Regions from separate parts of the Homo sapiens genome. Here region 1 is linked to region 2. The links are chromatin contacts, found by Hi-C or POLR2A ChIA-PET in ENCODE. All regions are on one chromosome and are shown on one strand. The core of a region is the stretch at or near the end of the contact, and the rest is flanking DNA. Distances in the headings are between cores, read along the strand shown.

Region 1 (7,349 bases), core at 2,374-4,873, 3.2 Mb before region 2:
ACCTCTCCACCTCTCTAAGGCTCTCGGAGGCTCCCCCAAGCCCCAGCCACAAACACGGCTTCACTTGGCCTCCAGGGGCTCCTTGCAGGAGGATCTGGTTCTAATCCTGTCACTGCCACTTAATATAATCTTAGACAAGTGACAATCGCCTTGAGCCTCAGTCTTCTCATCTGTCAAATGGGGATAAAAATGATAGTATCAGGCTGGGAGCGGTGGCTCTCGTCTGTAATCCCAGCACTTTGGGAGGCTGAGGCGGGCAGATCACTTGAGGTCAGAAGTTCGAGACCAGCCTGGCCAACATGGTGAAATCCCGTCTCTACTCAAAAATACAAAAATTAGCCAGGCATGGTGGTGTGTGCTTGTAGTCCCAGCTACTTGGGAGGCTGAAGCAGGAGAATCACTTGAACCCAGGAGACGAAGGCTGCAGTGAGCCAAGATCATGCCACTGTACTTCAGCCTTGGTGGCAGAGCGAGACTCCATCTCAAAAAAAAAAAAAAAAGGAAAACAAAGACAGTATCAATCTCATTGTGCTGGTGTGAGAATTCAATTCAGTTCTCTAAATAATATGCATAGGCTCCTCCAGGAATGGCTAGAACTAGTGGCTCTGTTTAACAAGGAGGGGGCACAGAGGCAGGGGGCTGGCTACAAAGAGAACATCAGCATGGTGTCATTCATGAGAGCTTTCGGTAATCATGGCAGAAATAAAGAAAAAAACCTTCCATTGCTAGCCTTGTGGGTGCAATCCTCTCTATCCCCAAACCTCTATACATGTTTGTTCTATATAAGGCTATAAGCCTCTTGAGGGCAGGAACTTGATTCATTTAATTCTCTGGATCTTGTAGCGCAAAAACTTAATATCTGTTGGAAGAATGATCACATACGAGAACCTTGTATTTTTCAAAAACATCATCTATCATGCAAACAGCCCAGACACCATGATGGGCTCGTCACAAAGACTCAGGGTGTTTTTATACCTAATCCTCAGAACTTTACCAGGTAGGTTCTTGAGCCCCAGGGGAAACTGAGGCTCAGAGATGCTGAGTCCCTTGCCTGGAGCAACCCAGCTGGGTGGTGGCAGACGGGAATCCCCATTGTGCACCCTCCAGAGCTGTTGTTTGCTCTCCCCTTTTTTGTGCCACCTGCCTTCCCTGAAACTAGGTGATAATGAATTCATTTCTCCCTTTTTGTTATTTATCAAAGCCATATGTAGCTGTCAATCAGAGTGGCTGTTCAGCAGGAGAGAAGGAGGGCTCTAACCCTGCGTCCTGTCACTAGGGCCCAAAGCAAAGGGTTGTCGACAACCTGGCAGACCTGGAAGCTCCGCTGGTGGTTAAGTGGAGGCAGCCAGTGGGCACTGTGGAGCTGCCTCTGAGCCAGCCGCAATGACCACTGCCAGGGCCCTATGAGGGGCCCAGGAGAGGGTGTATGCTGAGCTGGGGATGGCGGTGACAGTCATTTAGTAACGACTTGCTCTGTGCCAAGCACTGGGCTAAGCGCCATACAACAACCCTGTAACGTGGGTCCCCCTGTCCCCGCTGTTCCAGCGTGAGGAACAGAAGCTCAGAAGGGCTCCACAGCCCACAGCTGTATTCAAACCCAGGGCTGCAGACTCCAGAGGCCCTGCTGACTGCGTCCAGGAAGGGCTCCTGGGAGAGGTGTGTCCCCTGGAGGTGGAGGTGTGGAGAAGAGGGCGGGAGGCTTCCAGAGCTTGTGCAGGGAAGAGCTGGCCAGAAGGAAAGGAAAGCCTGCCTCTCTGACGTAAGGTGTCCTGAGATGAAGTGGCTGGGGATGACAGTGGGGACAGGGCCTGCAAGGCTGTGCTAGGCGGGAGACAGGGATCTAGGGCATCGTCCTCAGATTCCACGGCAGGTTCAGAATTACACGGCTGCCTACCTTTCCAGCAGGTCTCAACTTACAAAACCCTCCAGAGCCCCCGCTAGGCTGTTGTCAGCCCAGGGGTGGGCACTCCCGAGGCTCTCCAGGGCCATTCTCTTTGCCTCTCTGACAGGAGGGTTCCAGAGCCAGCCCTGGAGGAGCAAAGAGAGGGAGGGAGCAGCTGGGGGATCAGAGATGCTGGACGTAGCCTGAGGCCGCACGGAGACGGGGATGGAGAGTCCTGGCTGCGAGGGCCAGGGAGACGCAGAGCCTCCTTGTGCCTGGCACTGGCCCAGAACTCTAAGTGTGTCATGTCCTCGGAGCCCCACCCTGAGACACCGGGACCACTCTCCTCATCATACAAGGTTTCAGCCTCACTGAGAACCTCTCCGTAACCCCGAGCAAGTCACCGCCACATCTTTCTGGGTCTTGGTTCCCTCTTCTGTCAAATGGGGAGAGGGGTTGGAGTCAACCCTTCAGGTCTCTCTCAGGAGGAACCTGAATGACTCTAGGTGTGAGACCAGTGATGGCTGACAGTCTGTCTATCTTCCCCCATCCCCTCTCTTCCCCCTCGATCTCCAGCCTCAGGAAGTACCTGCTGAATCAACACGGAGGGGTGGACCAGAAGGCCCTGGAAGGCAGTTCCAATATCCAGAAGGGCTCAGGACCCCTCAGACATACGCAGGTCAGGGCTGAAGGACCTTTGGGGGTCATGAGGGATAGCCTGCCCCTTTTACAGGTGGGTAGACTGAGGCCCAGGGAGGACAAGCAGACTAGGATGGAAGCCCAGGTTCCTCGCTCCTGGCCCCCAAGGAAAGGCTGGCTCCCATTCTCCTGCTGACCTCATGGTCTCCTGCCTCCTGCTCTAGTGACTGGCTTCCCAGGAGGGCAGGCTCCCCTCCTCTCTGCCCTCTGCTCTCCCCAGAGCCCTGGCTCTGATGCCCTGGCTTTGATCCTAGGACCCTGCTTGGACCCAGGAGGCTGCAGCCCCACTCGGACAGCGGAAGCAGAACGGGGGTTTGTCTTCCACGAGAGCCCGTCTGTTGGCGGCGGGGTTGGGCTCGGTTGGCACAGTGAAGCGTTGTTTCCTTGAATACACAATCTGCAGCTTTCCACCCTCACCCGGGCCCTGGCAGGCAGCACTTGCTTCCCTAGAGGTCCAGCTTCCTGGCCCCTGCCTGCCCCATCAGCCCTCCTAGAACCCTGGCAAGAAGTGCAGGTGCCAAGGGGTAGCTTGGAGGGGTCCAGCTCCCCTCAGTCGCCCTCAGAGTACCTCTCATCAAACTAGACCAGAAACAGCCTATGTAAAAAAAAGTGAGTTTGCTGCGCAAATGAAGCTTCCAGACTGTTCCCTCAGCTGCATGCCACTTCCAACCACACTGCAGCCTCCCAAGTCCCGCTCATTTGAAGTGTCTGGGTTCTCCCAGAACAGCTCCATCTTTGTTTTGGTGGCCAGTGGCAGGGAAGCTGTGGAAGCCCAGGAGAAGGCAGGCTCTGGGGGAAAGGAGAGACGGGGGCTGGGGTTGGGGACATGAATGGACAATCCGCCACGAACACGGAAGCGGGTGTTGGAGAAGGTTTTCCAACATGAAAGTAGATGTCTGTGATGGGAAACCCGGAAGGGGAAGAGCCCGGGATTTGGAGTCACAGACCTGGGTTTCAGTCCTGGCTCTATCATTTTCTAGCTGTGTGGTCTTGGCGAGTTATTTAACACCCTTTGTCTGCACAAAGGTGACGAAGAGCTCTGTGTCACAGGGCTGTTTGAGGGACCTGGTGAGCGCCTCAGCACTATCAGCACAGGGATCTCCGTGGTGTCTGAATCAGCTCTGCACTGCCCGATGGGGGCAGTGACAGACAGTGATCCATACCCACCCCTGCGTCTGCCCACCCAGGAGCATTCACGTTACTCTTCCAGGAATCCTGGAAATCCTGCTCTCCCAATCTCGCCAGTCTTCTGCTGGGAAGAAACTTTAGAAGAACTCCAACCAAACACCGTGGAGCCAAGGACGTGGGCGCCCTGGGACTTTCTTGAAGAGGTTCTGGGCCCTGGGACTTTCTCAAAGAGGTTCAGAGGGGCCGGGGGTCAAGGACTTGATTTTCCCCCAGAAGGACCTTGGGAAAGTATGGGACTCCTCAGCCACCCGCAACTGGGAACCAGAAATCCTTCCCCCTGCCTTGGGGCCAAATGCAGAAGCTGCTGCAAGCTGTGGTGAGTAGGGTCAGAGCCTTTCTCAAACAGTGCAGTTGCAAAACGCCCCTTCCTGGGCTTCCGGCTTGATGTTGGGGCACTGACAGCTGCATGTGGCTGAGGCTGACACCCCTGGTCTGCCCCCACCTCCTGCCCAGCCAAGCGGGAGCCGGCCTTGCCGCATCCCTCCCTCAGCCCTGGGCTGCCTGTGCCAGGTGGGGCTAGACCTCCTGGCTCACCCCCAAGACTCAGCCTCAGGCCAGTTCTATCCCCTTCCAGAACCACTCCAGACCAGCACCCAGATCGTGGAACGAGGCTGTTCCCTCTCCAGGAGCCAGGGGCAGGGGGACAGGGAACAGGAGGTGGGGAAAGCTACCAAAGGGAGGGGCACTGGCACCTTCCCCATCCCCTGGGCACACACATGGCTGGGAGAGAGTGGCTGTGCATCTTAGACCCAACAGAGTGGGACCCAGGGATGGGCCGGAGGGAGCTGGGCCCTCTCTCCCTAGCCCCTCCACAGAGACATTAAGATTGTTTTTGTGGGGGGACAGGGGGATGAGCCCACACGCCTGGGGGTGCCCATCCACCCTGGTGAGGGCACACAGTGTGGATCTGATGGAATAAAGGGTAGGGGTGGGGGTAACAGGGCAAGTCACATAGGAAGGGGCCCCTTTTGACCAGGGTGGGTGTGGGACATGGGGGGTCCCTGTGGGGAGGGAAGGGGATATACGGAGTGGGGAGGAGAGATGGGGGGCCTTGCGACAGAAGCAGGGGAGCGGTGACTGCAAGCTGCTGGGTGCACGGGGGTGGGGCGGGCAGGAGCGGGAGGGAGGCCTTCCAAACCCGGAGGGGACTCGGCCCACAGGGACGACTGGAGTGAGGTTTACACCAGAGGGGCAACAGGGGCCGAGGGGTCCCTTCCTAAGGAGACCACTTGTGAGTGAAGGATTTGGGTCCTGGCTAATGAGTGGGTGGGGATGGAAAGGGCAAGTCTTTGCCCCCAGTTTGCTGGTAGACGCTAAGTAACTGGAGAGGAAGTTGGGGGGATCCCTGCCCAGAACCCACCTTGAGGGAGACCTGAGATCGCAGAGGAAACGAAAAGACCTTAAGGGAGGGAATGTGGTTGGCATGTGGTGTCGAGGGGCACTGGGGTGGGTATCTTTGGCCAGCGTGTGTTGGGGTGGGGGTGGGGAACGCGAGTAGCTGGGATCGGGGAAGGAAGGCCGCTGGGTCCTCAGCCTCGGTGTGTGCGGTGTGGGGTGGTGGAGAAGCCCCACTAACAGCGCGGAGGGCCCGGGACCCACACGTGTGGTGGTGGGGGTGGGGCTCGCGGGGCCTGGCGATTATCTGGAAGGAAGCCTGGGGTCCCCCACTCTGTGGACGCGTCTATGGTGTACCGGAGGCAGCACAAATACGAGTCTCCGCCGCGTGCCAGGGGCCGGGGGTCCCCCAGACTAACGTGCGCGGTGAGATGCCGGGTCTCGATCTGGAAGGGGCCGCCGGGTCCCCAACCCCGGTGCGTCTGGGTTCGGGGAAGCTTGGCTGACGGCAGGCTCCCGGGGCGGAGCGGGATCCGGGGATCGGGGGGTTCGGGGCCCGAGACCGGGTCGCGGGGCGGGCGGGGGGCCGGGTCGCGCGGGCACTTACTGCTTGAACATCTTCTCCATGTCCTTGATCTGCTTCCTGGAGAACTCCTTGAACTCGGTGTAGGGGTTGAAGACGCGGCGGCTGGGCGACTGGGGCTCGCCGATGCCCTGGTTGAGGTCTGCGCGCCGCAGCAGCTTGGCGCTCAGCTCGCAGTCCGCGCTGCCCAGCGCCTCGGCCGCCTCGTCGGGTGCCCCCGCCGCCGCCGCCGCTGCCCCGTTCAGCCCGGGCTGCTCCGGGGTCTCGCCGCCGCCCTCGCCCTCCATCTGCAGCCGCCGGCTCAGCTTGGTGGCCAGCTCGTCCGTGGCCATGGTGGCCCGCGCGGCACTCGCCTTGGCCGGGCCCCTGCTCTCAGCGCAGCGCCGCCGGCCGCGCTCTTCCTCTTCCTGACACTCCCCGGGCCAGGCACCGCCCCCGAAGGTGGGACTTGGGCCCTGGCGGGGACCGCGCGCCCCGCCCCCGCCCCCGGGCCCGCGCGGCGTGCGCGTGATCGCTCCCGGCCGCCGGGGGTCGAGTGTACTCTGCGCGCCCCGCCCGCCGTCGTCTGCCCCCCGCGAGGCTGGGGAGCGCGGCCGAAAGCCATGCCCCTCTTCGTGCCCACTGTAGCAGCTGAGCGGGAGGGGTCCTGCTGGGGGCCGGGGCCGGGCGGGAAAGAAGAGGGCTCCTCCCCCGCGGCTTGGGTGAGGAGCGGGGCTTGCCGGGGGGCGGGGAAGCGAGGGGGGGCGCCGCCCCACCCCCTTCTCCGGAATCCCCACGCCGTGAAGTCATAATCCTGTGTCTGTGACACCCTGTCGGTTGCTATGGAAACGACTCGCTGTTAAACACTGGCGTTCTCAATGAGGGTTGCAGGGGTTCCGAGGCGGACCTGGGGAGCAGAAACCCCTGTTTAGGGTGAACCGTGGCGGGCGCCGATGGCCTCTTGGAAGAGGACAGACTAGCAGCTGCGAGGGAGATGGGACTGGGTTTCACCCCTGAAAGGGCCCCTGGAGACAGCGGGTGAGGGACAGGGGAAGGGGCTGGTGGTCCTCTCTCCCGAGGCCCCGCACCATCACACGGATGACTTGGCACAATAGCTGCTGGGCCAGTGTTGTCGCCTGTGACTGTACTTTAGGGAAACTGACAGGGAGATCATGATGTCGCCATTTTGATGGGGTCCCCAGAGGAGAGATGTCCTCCCCAACGGCTCCTGGACAGGACTGGGGAAAGAGTTCAGATAAGTATCTCTGTGGTCTGGGCTGTCACCTTACAACTGCACAACTCTGGACCTCCAGCATCAGAACCACTGGGGCCTAGGTTAATAATACAGATTTTCAGGCTCCAATTTGGACAGACGAAACTGATCTCTGGGGTGGGACCCAGGAATCTACGTGTAAACAAGCACCCAGGGGAGTTCTGCTCACTGAAATTTGAGAATCCCTGATTTAGAAGGAGGACTATGCTCTGTGCATGTTCTCTGAAATGTTGGGTCAATCAGGACCTGTCTACTGAAACTGCTCCAACCAGCCAAGGTGCAGAGAAAAGATGCGTGCAGGGCCGAAAACCAGGGTGCTCTGGAGGCAGGGAGCCCTCGAGAATGTAAAGCCAGCAAGCTGTTACAGAGTGATTTGCACAGAACAGACACTCAGTTGATATTTGTCAATT
Region 2 (7,173 bases), core at 4,629-7,128:
GTGCTTCACCAAATGTACCCTTCACTCATCCCCAAAACACACAGCACCTGTTACTCACTAAAAGGGGTGGCAAAGGGAGGGGAGGGGATATCCTGACCCCACAGCCTTTGCCACAATACAGTGTCCTAAGACCAGGCTGTCAAGCAGTGGGTTTGAGAGCCCAGCCAGGGGGCACTGGGGCAGAAGCACAGACAGGAAAAGGCAGGGAGGAAAGAAGTTGCTTTCTGAGATGATGGGCAACAAAGCCACTTAGACAGGAACTCTGGGCAACTGCAGGGCTGCCACCCAAGCTTCAGGGCCCTGGGGCTCAGAGCAGACAGTCTGACTCCACAGGGGTCCCCACCTAGGCCCGAGCACCACCCCATGGCCCAGAGAGTCGGGTCAGACCTGCAAAGCCACCAATGGCTCAAATAGCTGCCAATGCCAGGATTAGAAAGCACTTTTAATCCTGACAGCCAGCCCGTGAGGCTAGGATTACTCCCATTTTACAGATAAGAACACAGAGGCTCCGAGGGATAGAAAGACTTGCCCAGGTCACACAGCCAGTAAAACAGCAGAGCAGCGACTTGAGGTTTATCTGATTCAGAGGCCGGGGCCTTTCCCCAGAGTCATCAGTGCTGCTTCCCTGTGGCCAGACGAGGGTCCAGAACGGGGAGCCACAGCGCCTCTCCTTTGTTCCTGTTCATCCCCGGCACCCCAAACCCCAGCTTCCCTCCTTGCCCGCTTCTGGGTAAATCACATGCATTCTGGGGCCCTGAGTCACCGTCAGTGAGTGGCCCCATCCCTCACTACACGAGGGATGTCGAGGGGGTGAGCAATTTGGGGAGAGGACCCCTAACCTCAGCAGACACCACTCAATGGGAAGAGGAGCCCAGAAAAATACCCCAAGAGATGGAGGCAAACAGAACCCCACCCTGCCACCACTGACTTTTCAAACCCCCGTCTCATCTGTAAAACAGGGCCATTATCAAGGTCAAGGTCAGATGAATATTTTTTGAACACTTACTATGTGCCAGGCACTGTCCTAGGCCAGTGGTTCTCAATCAGGGGCAATCCCCCAACCCCAAAGGACACTTAGCAATATCTGGAGATATTTTTGTCACGAGGGAGGGTGGCGCTACTGCCATCCAATAAGTAGAGGCCAGGGATGTCGCTAAACATCCTACAGCTCACGGGACAGCCCCACAACAAAGAATTAAAGTCAGAGGCACTGACTGAAAAACCCTCTTCTAGGCTAGAGTCTACAGTGGTGAATGAGTCCCTGTCCTCACGGTACTTACAATCTTGTGGGAAGACATAATAAAAGTGAAATAAATAGAATAGGTCAAGAGCATTATACAGGAATACAAAGCAGGTCAGGGAGTGAGAGTGCCTGGCAGGGAGCACCTACAGGCAGGATTGTCTACTTCAGCAGAAGGAAGCGAGGGAAGGAGACCAAGAGACGTCAGCAGGAGGAGTATTGGAGGTGATGGGGAAAGCAAGTGCAAAGGCCCTGGAGCAGGTGTGTGTGCAGCACATCTGAGGACAGAAAAGCATGGCTTAAAAGTGAGAATGGGGCTGGGTGGGGTGGCTCACGCCTATAATCCCAGCACTTCGGGAGGCCGAGGCAGGTGGATCACTTGAGTTCAGGAGTTCGAGACCAGCCTGGCCAACATGGCAAAACCCGGTCTCTACTAAAAAAAAAAAAAAAAAGGAAAAATTAGCCGGGCATGGTGGCACACACCTGTAATCCCAGCTACTTGGGAGGCTGAGGTGGGAAAATTGCTTGAACCCAGGAGGTGGAGGTTGCAGTGAGCAGAGATTGGGCCACTGCACTCCAGCCTGGGTGACAGAGTAAGACTCTATCTCAATAAAAAAAAATTAAATAGAAAAAAAGAAGAAGAAGTGAGAACGGGCCAGGCACAGTGGCACATGCTTGTAATCCCAGCACTTTGGGAGGCTGAGGCGGGAGGATCACTTGAGGTCAGGGGTCCAAGACCATCCTGGGCAATATGGTGAAACCCCGACTCTACTAAAAATACAAAAAAAAAAAAAATTAGTTGGGCATGGTGGTGCATGCCTGTAGTCCCAGCTACTCTGGAGGCTGAGGCAGGAGAATCGTTTGAACCCAAGAGGCAGATGGAGACTGCAGTGAGCAGAGATGTCGCCACTGCACTCCAGCCTGAGCAACAGAGCAAGACTCCATCTCAGAAAAAAAGTAAGAAGTGAGTTGGTGTAGAGTCGGGTGTAACATACATGCCATGGCTCCGGCAAAACTCTTCCCCTTCCCACGCACAACCGTCCCTGCTACTCCTCCAGAAAACATTGCATAGTAAGGACCATAAAGCGTCACCCAGCCGTGGGGAGGGACAGTGCTACGGGGAGCCACTGTGCCAGGTGCCAGGATGGCAGGGTCACCTCTGACGTAAGAATGCCCGGCAGGTTCTCAGCCTTTCACACCCATGGCTCTGTGACAAAGGCCAGGCAGGGAATACTTTCCACAACCACAGATGAGAACATAGGCTTACTAGCTCAGCTAAGCTCATAAGGGCAGTTGGGACAGAGCCCAGGTCTGTGAGGTCTGTGACCTATTGGTAGTGTAGCTCCTAGAGGATTGGAGCTGGAGTCATCTTGAGGTCCCCAGAGCCAGGCACTGGGCTGGGCTTGGACTAGGTGTGTCCATGAACTTTGGGGAATGAATGAATGAATGAATGGCCCTGCCTCAGGGTGCCTGGCCACCTACCCATTGCCCTCTGAAGACGTGCCTGACCAACAGACCACACCCTCAGTCAACACACAGGGTCCCCACTGGGATTTCAGACAGAGGGCAAAGAGACAGAGACGTGGTGGAAGGAGGGAAGAGCCCCCAGGGCCAGCAGGTACCCCAGATCACCCAACTCCTCTTTGACATCCAGCCTGGGAGCCCCCAACCTCTCCCCTAACCCAAACTGGCCCCAGGCCCTGGGTGATGAGGAGGCAAATAGTGGCACCTCAGCACCAAGACTTCCAGGGGTAGGTGGGCCAGGCCCATCAGGCAGAGACCCCTCATCCTCCTCCCCAGACAGCCCAGACCCTGCTCATCCCCATCAGAGGGCACCAAGCACTCACCTACTGCCAGGTTTACTGGCATTTCTTTGTCAAATGAATAAATGGCTAAATGAATGAATGATGTTTTCCATACCAGCTGGCAAATAAGACTTTTAAACGGGGCAAAAGCCCTGCTGGCAGTGAGTCGGCTGCGTCCATGGCTAGCTCAGGTCTCCTGGGGGCTTCTTCTGCAGCTCAGTTGACTTCCATCCTGAGAACCCACTGTGTGTGAGGGCCTGGCTGGGAGCATGAGTGCAGATACGGGCACGGGGAGGGTGCAGTGAAAGGAGCTTGGGAATCAGGCAGACCTGCATTCAAATCCCACCCCCAGCTCCCCGGCCCCCAGCTCTGTGATCCTGGGAAACGCCTCAGTTTCCACATCTCTAAAGACAAACGGCACCACCCACCTCTTGGGAGTTGCTGTAAGGGAGGTTTCAGTGAAATTTTGTGACAAAGTACCTAGCCCAGTGCCTGGTGTTTAGTGGGTGTTCAGAAATCAGGAGCTATGGCGATGCTACTGATGAGAAGGAAGAGGAACCCACAGTTCTGGCCCTGAAGACACCTTCCATCCACTGAGGGGGATAAAACACAGCTAGATTAAAAAGCAGAATGCAATCTGTCCTCAAAGGGAACAAAAGGGCCTGGGAGTTCGAAGAGAAGATCAAATCCAACTGAGAATGCGGAAAGGCTTTCCTGGAGAGAATGGCATTTGCAGAAGGCCTTGAAGGATAGGGGTAAGAAGTGTCCCTTGGAGAGGGGATGGCACGGACAATGCTTTTTGCACAATGACACACACGATGACCATCATCAGTTCTACAGAGGCGGGGGAGCACATGTGCAGGGAGGCGCGAGGAAGAGTTCAGGTACCTTACTCTGGCCTGGGATCTCCAGGGGAGTTTCTGCCTCAACCATTGGGAGCCACAGGAGGCTCCCCAGGCAAACAGAGAGGTGCCTCATGCTTGAGAAGGGTCTCTCTGCCAAGGATCAGCGGGAGAGGGGGCAGGGCCGGGAGACCAGCTACAAGGCTGCGGCAATAGTCCGGGTGGGGTCGTGGGGAGCAGGGATGAGGGAGGAGGGAATATGAGCTGCCGCAGGAGCTGGTCAGGAAGGGAAGGAAGTGGGAGGGAACCTCCTCCAGCTACTCCAGGACTGCAGCCTGGTGTCCTGCTGAGCCCTGTGCCTGACACCCCTCTCCCATCCAGGGGCTCACATGACCCCAGAGTTCACCCAGGCAGGCCCAAGCTCAGCGGCAGGAAGACCCCCTCTGAGGCCAGAGTATATGGCATGACCCCAAAGTCAAGCTGGGGACCACGGTCGTCCCCATTCACACTCGGCCCTAGAGTGGGGACTCTCCTGACCCAAAGGCCACCCAGGACTTACTCTGGGGCAGTTCTCCAGGACCCACTCCTGACACCCACTGTCGGTGAGTCAATTCTAGTCTGACAGCCCCCATCTTCCACCCACAAGAACTGGACTCTCTGGCCTCAGATCAACAAGTCACCTTATGTCACCACAGAAGCCAGTGCCACCTCCCACCTTCCTCCTCGGTCAAGATGTCAGATGGGGGCAGATGGGCCATGTGTCCATCAGGGGCGGCTCTGAGGAAGGATGAACGCCCACCTTCCCCGCAGCCTCAGGGCACAGGGGCCGAAGGCAGGAGAGGCCCCCTTTGGAGGAAGAGTTCCCCCCAGACCCTTCCATGAAATACAAGTTCTCTGAGCCTCAGTTTTCCTTCTCTAAAAAATGGTTTATCTTATCTTACCAAACCATGGAGACAGTAAAACAAAAATGGGGTTATCCTATGTTACCAGACCAGGAGACAGTCAAAAACAGGCAAAGGGTGCACAGTCCCTTGTACGCCCGTTGCTACTGTGGGAGTGACGTTCATATTGAATAGGAGCCCTAGGGTTTCTGCTGTCTCCATTTTCCTGCGGCCCCCGGAGACTTCATTTGCCTTGCTCGATTACCAGCCCAGACCTCCCTCGCTTGCCCTGTCCCCAGAGGCCGCAGAAAACAGACTCTGCAGTAGCCCCCGGACGCATCGGAGGAAGCAGACAGGCAGCTCGCCCTCCAGCTGTGCCCTCAGTGGACCTGACACACACCTGGTCCTGCTCTTCAGACACAGGACCCTGGTATTTCTAAGAAATCGGAAAACCGTCGCCCAGAGGAAAAGGAAGTCTTTTGAAGAGGGTGCCCGGCGTGGGCAGTGGGGCAGCGCCCCGGCACAGCCCCTTCTCCACCGCGTGGGAGGGAAGGGCTGTCGCGGCAGTCGCCGGGGTGAGGGAAGAGGGGTCCCGGGTCTAGCGGGGGTCTGCCCAGGACCCGCTGCTCAGCCCCAAATGCCCCGGCCTGCGCTCGCGGAGGAACCAGGGTGCGCCCCTGTCACGACGCGGGTAAGAGGGGCTTCGGGGGCCAGAGTTGTGCCCCGAGCGCACGTGTGCCGGGCCCGGAGTCCCCAGCGGGTCCCCAGAGGCGCGCGTGTCTGATGCGGATGGGGGGCGGCGACTGGGACTCCCAGCCTCCCAGCCCGTGACAGCGCCCCGGGAGAGCGCGGCCCGGGCACCCGAAGGCTGCGCACCAGCCGGGTGGACATGCGGGGCGGCTGTCCCCCGTGGGCCGCGCGAGTCACCCACCTGGGCGGGCAAGGCGTGCGCCGCAGCCCAGAGCTCCAGTCCGACGGCCAGCGCGGCCCAGACGGCGACGGGCGCCATGGGTGCGGGCGGGGTCCGGTTGCCCCCTGCCCTCGCGCCCTCGCGCCCTCGCAGCCCAGCGCCTTCTCTCCAGGCTCCGCTGCGCTCGCTAGCCCTCGACTGAAAGCGAAAGCCCGCGCCCCAGCGGGCCAGAGGCCAGGCGGCGGGGCGGGGCGGGGCCAGCCGGCCTTGGACACGCCTCCCCCACGCCCCTCCCCAGACGCTGCTGGGCCTCCGACCCGACCACTCCAGCATCGCTGGGCCGATACCTCCAGCGTCACTCCCAGCACTCGGGTGACCCCTCAACCTCCTCCTATCGTCCCCTCCTCTTCGAATCACCATCTCCACCTGCCCGGCCTCCACCTGCCCGGCCTCCACCTGCCCTCCCAGCTCCCACAGGCTTCCCTGTCCCGTGAGGGTGAGGCACTAATTTGGAAAAACATCCCCCAAAGCTGACAGCTGCTTTAGGGGAACCAAGAGAATTCTAGATCATTCACTTATTTAGACTCTATTTTAAATATATTTAATTCTTATTTTTTAATTTTTTTTGAGACAAGGTCTCACTCTTTCACCCATAGCTCACTGCAGCCTCCAACTCCTGCGCTCAAGCGATCCTCCCACCTCAGCCTCCCGAGTAGCTGGGACTACAGGCTCGGGCCACCATGCTAGGCTGATTTCTTTATAGAGATGGGGTTTCGCCATGTTGTCCAGGCTGGTCTCGAACTCCTGAGCTCACGTGTTCTTCCCACCCTCAAGTGATCTTCCCGCCTCTGGCCTCCCAAGGTGCTGGGATTATAGGTGTGAGCCACTGCACTCGGCCTGTTTAGACTCTAGAGCCAGACCACCTGGGTCTGGATCTCTGAACTGACCTCATAGGACTATTCTAAAAATTTAAAGATATGTAATATACATAATGCAGTCTGTACTTTATATATACTTAAGTAAGTATCTACATATATAACAATAGGCATTTATAAATCTTGGCTGTTGTTACTACTCTTCGCGTGTTCATTTATCCTTAAACACGCATCCAGCCTTCTCACAGGGAGAAGACTCTGCACTTCCCTGCTCAAGTCTCCTGCCCAGGCAGGGGGCAGATGAACAGAGGCTGGGAGAGAATGTCACCAGGGAAGCTGCAGGGCCCTGAGGGGCTGCTGAGACCAGGCCCAGGAGAGCTGGCTTCCCCAGGATTTACATCATGACCGAGCACCCATTCCAGCTGCAATCTGTCCCCCCATCCCCACTTTGAGTGCCAGCCCTAATACAGGGCCAGCCCTGCGGGGCCAGAGCACATTCCTCCAGCCCTGGATTACGGGGGTCCTAGCCCCCAGCACATAGGGCATTTCTAAGGGTTGGGGTGGGCTGGGTGGCAGGAGGCTATTCTGTTCCCTGTTTCCTCACTGCAGGCTGCCTGAAG

Evidence for each region. A loop is a pair of places that touch in the nucleus more often than their neighbours do. ChIA-PET counts read pairs that join two places held with the same protein, here RNA polymerase II (POLR2A). Pooled maps may share reads with other maps.
Region 1: a loop to region 2 is called in a pooled map, with 3 times the contacts of the local background. The contact joins the promoter of EFHD2-AS1 here to the promoter of TNFRSF1B in region 2. A Hi-C loop is called at or near these places in 1 of 37 single-sample maps with no recorded cell type and 5 of 50 pooled maps. POLR2A ChIA-PET finds 5 or more read pairs at or near these places in 1 of 52 experiments (activated naive CD8-positive, alpha-beta T cell).

Annotation. Positions count from the first base shown.
Region 1 is chr1:15,408,642-15,415,990 of GRCh38, reverse strand. It overlaps EFHD2-AS1 (EFHD2 antisense RNA 1), which reads left to right and starts at 3,623. Exons shown (of 4, transcript NR_183705.1): 1 at 3,623-4,085. It overlaps EFHD2 (EF-hand domain family member D2), which reads right to left and starts at 6,103. Exons shown (of 4, transcript NM_024329.6): 1 at 5,712-6,103. The coding sequence starts at 6,019. RefSeq lists silencers at 4,192-4,241, 5,856-6,455 and an enhancer at 5,481-6,343.
Region 2 is chr1:12,165,696-12,172,868 of GRCh38, reverse strand. TNFRSF1B (TNF receptor superfamily member 1B) reads right to left here and starts at 5,878. Exons shown (of 10, transcript NM_001066.3): 1 at 5,700-5,878. The coding sequence starts at 5,777. MIR7846 (microRNA 7846) reads right to left here and starts at 5,926; the gene lies at 5,831-5,926. RefSeq lists an enhancer at 4,811-5,452 and silencers at 5,493-5,722, 5,733-6,042.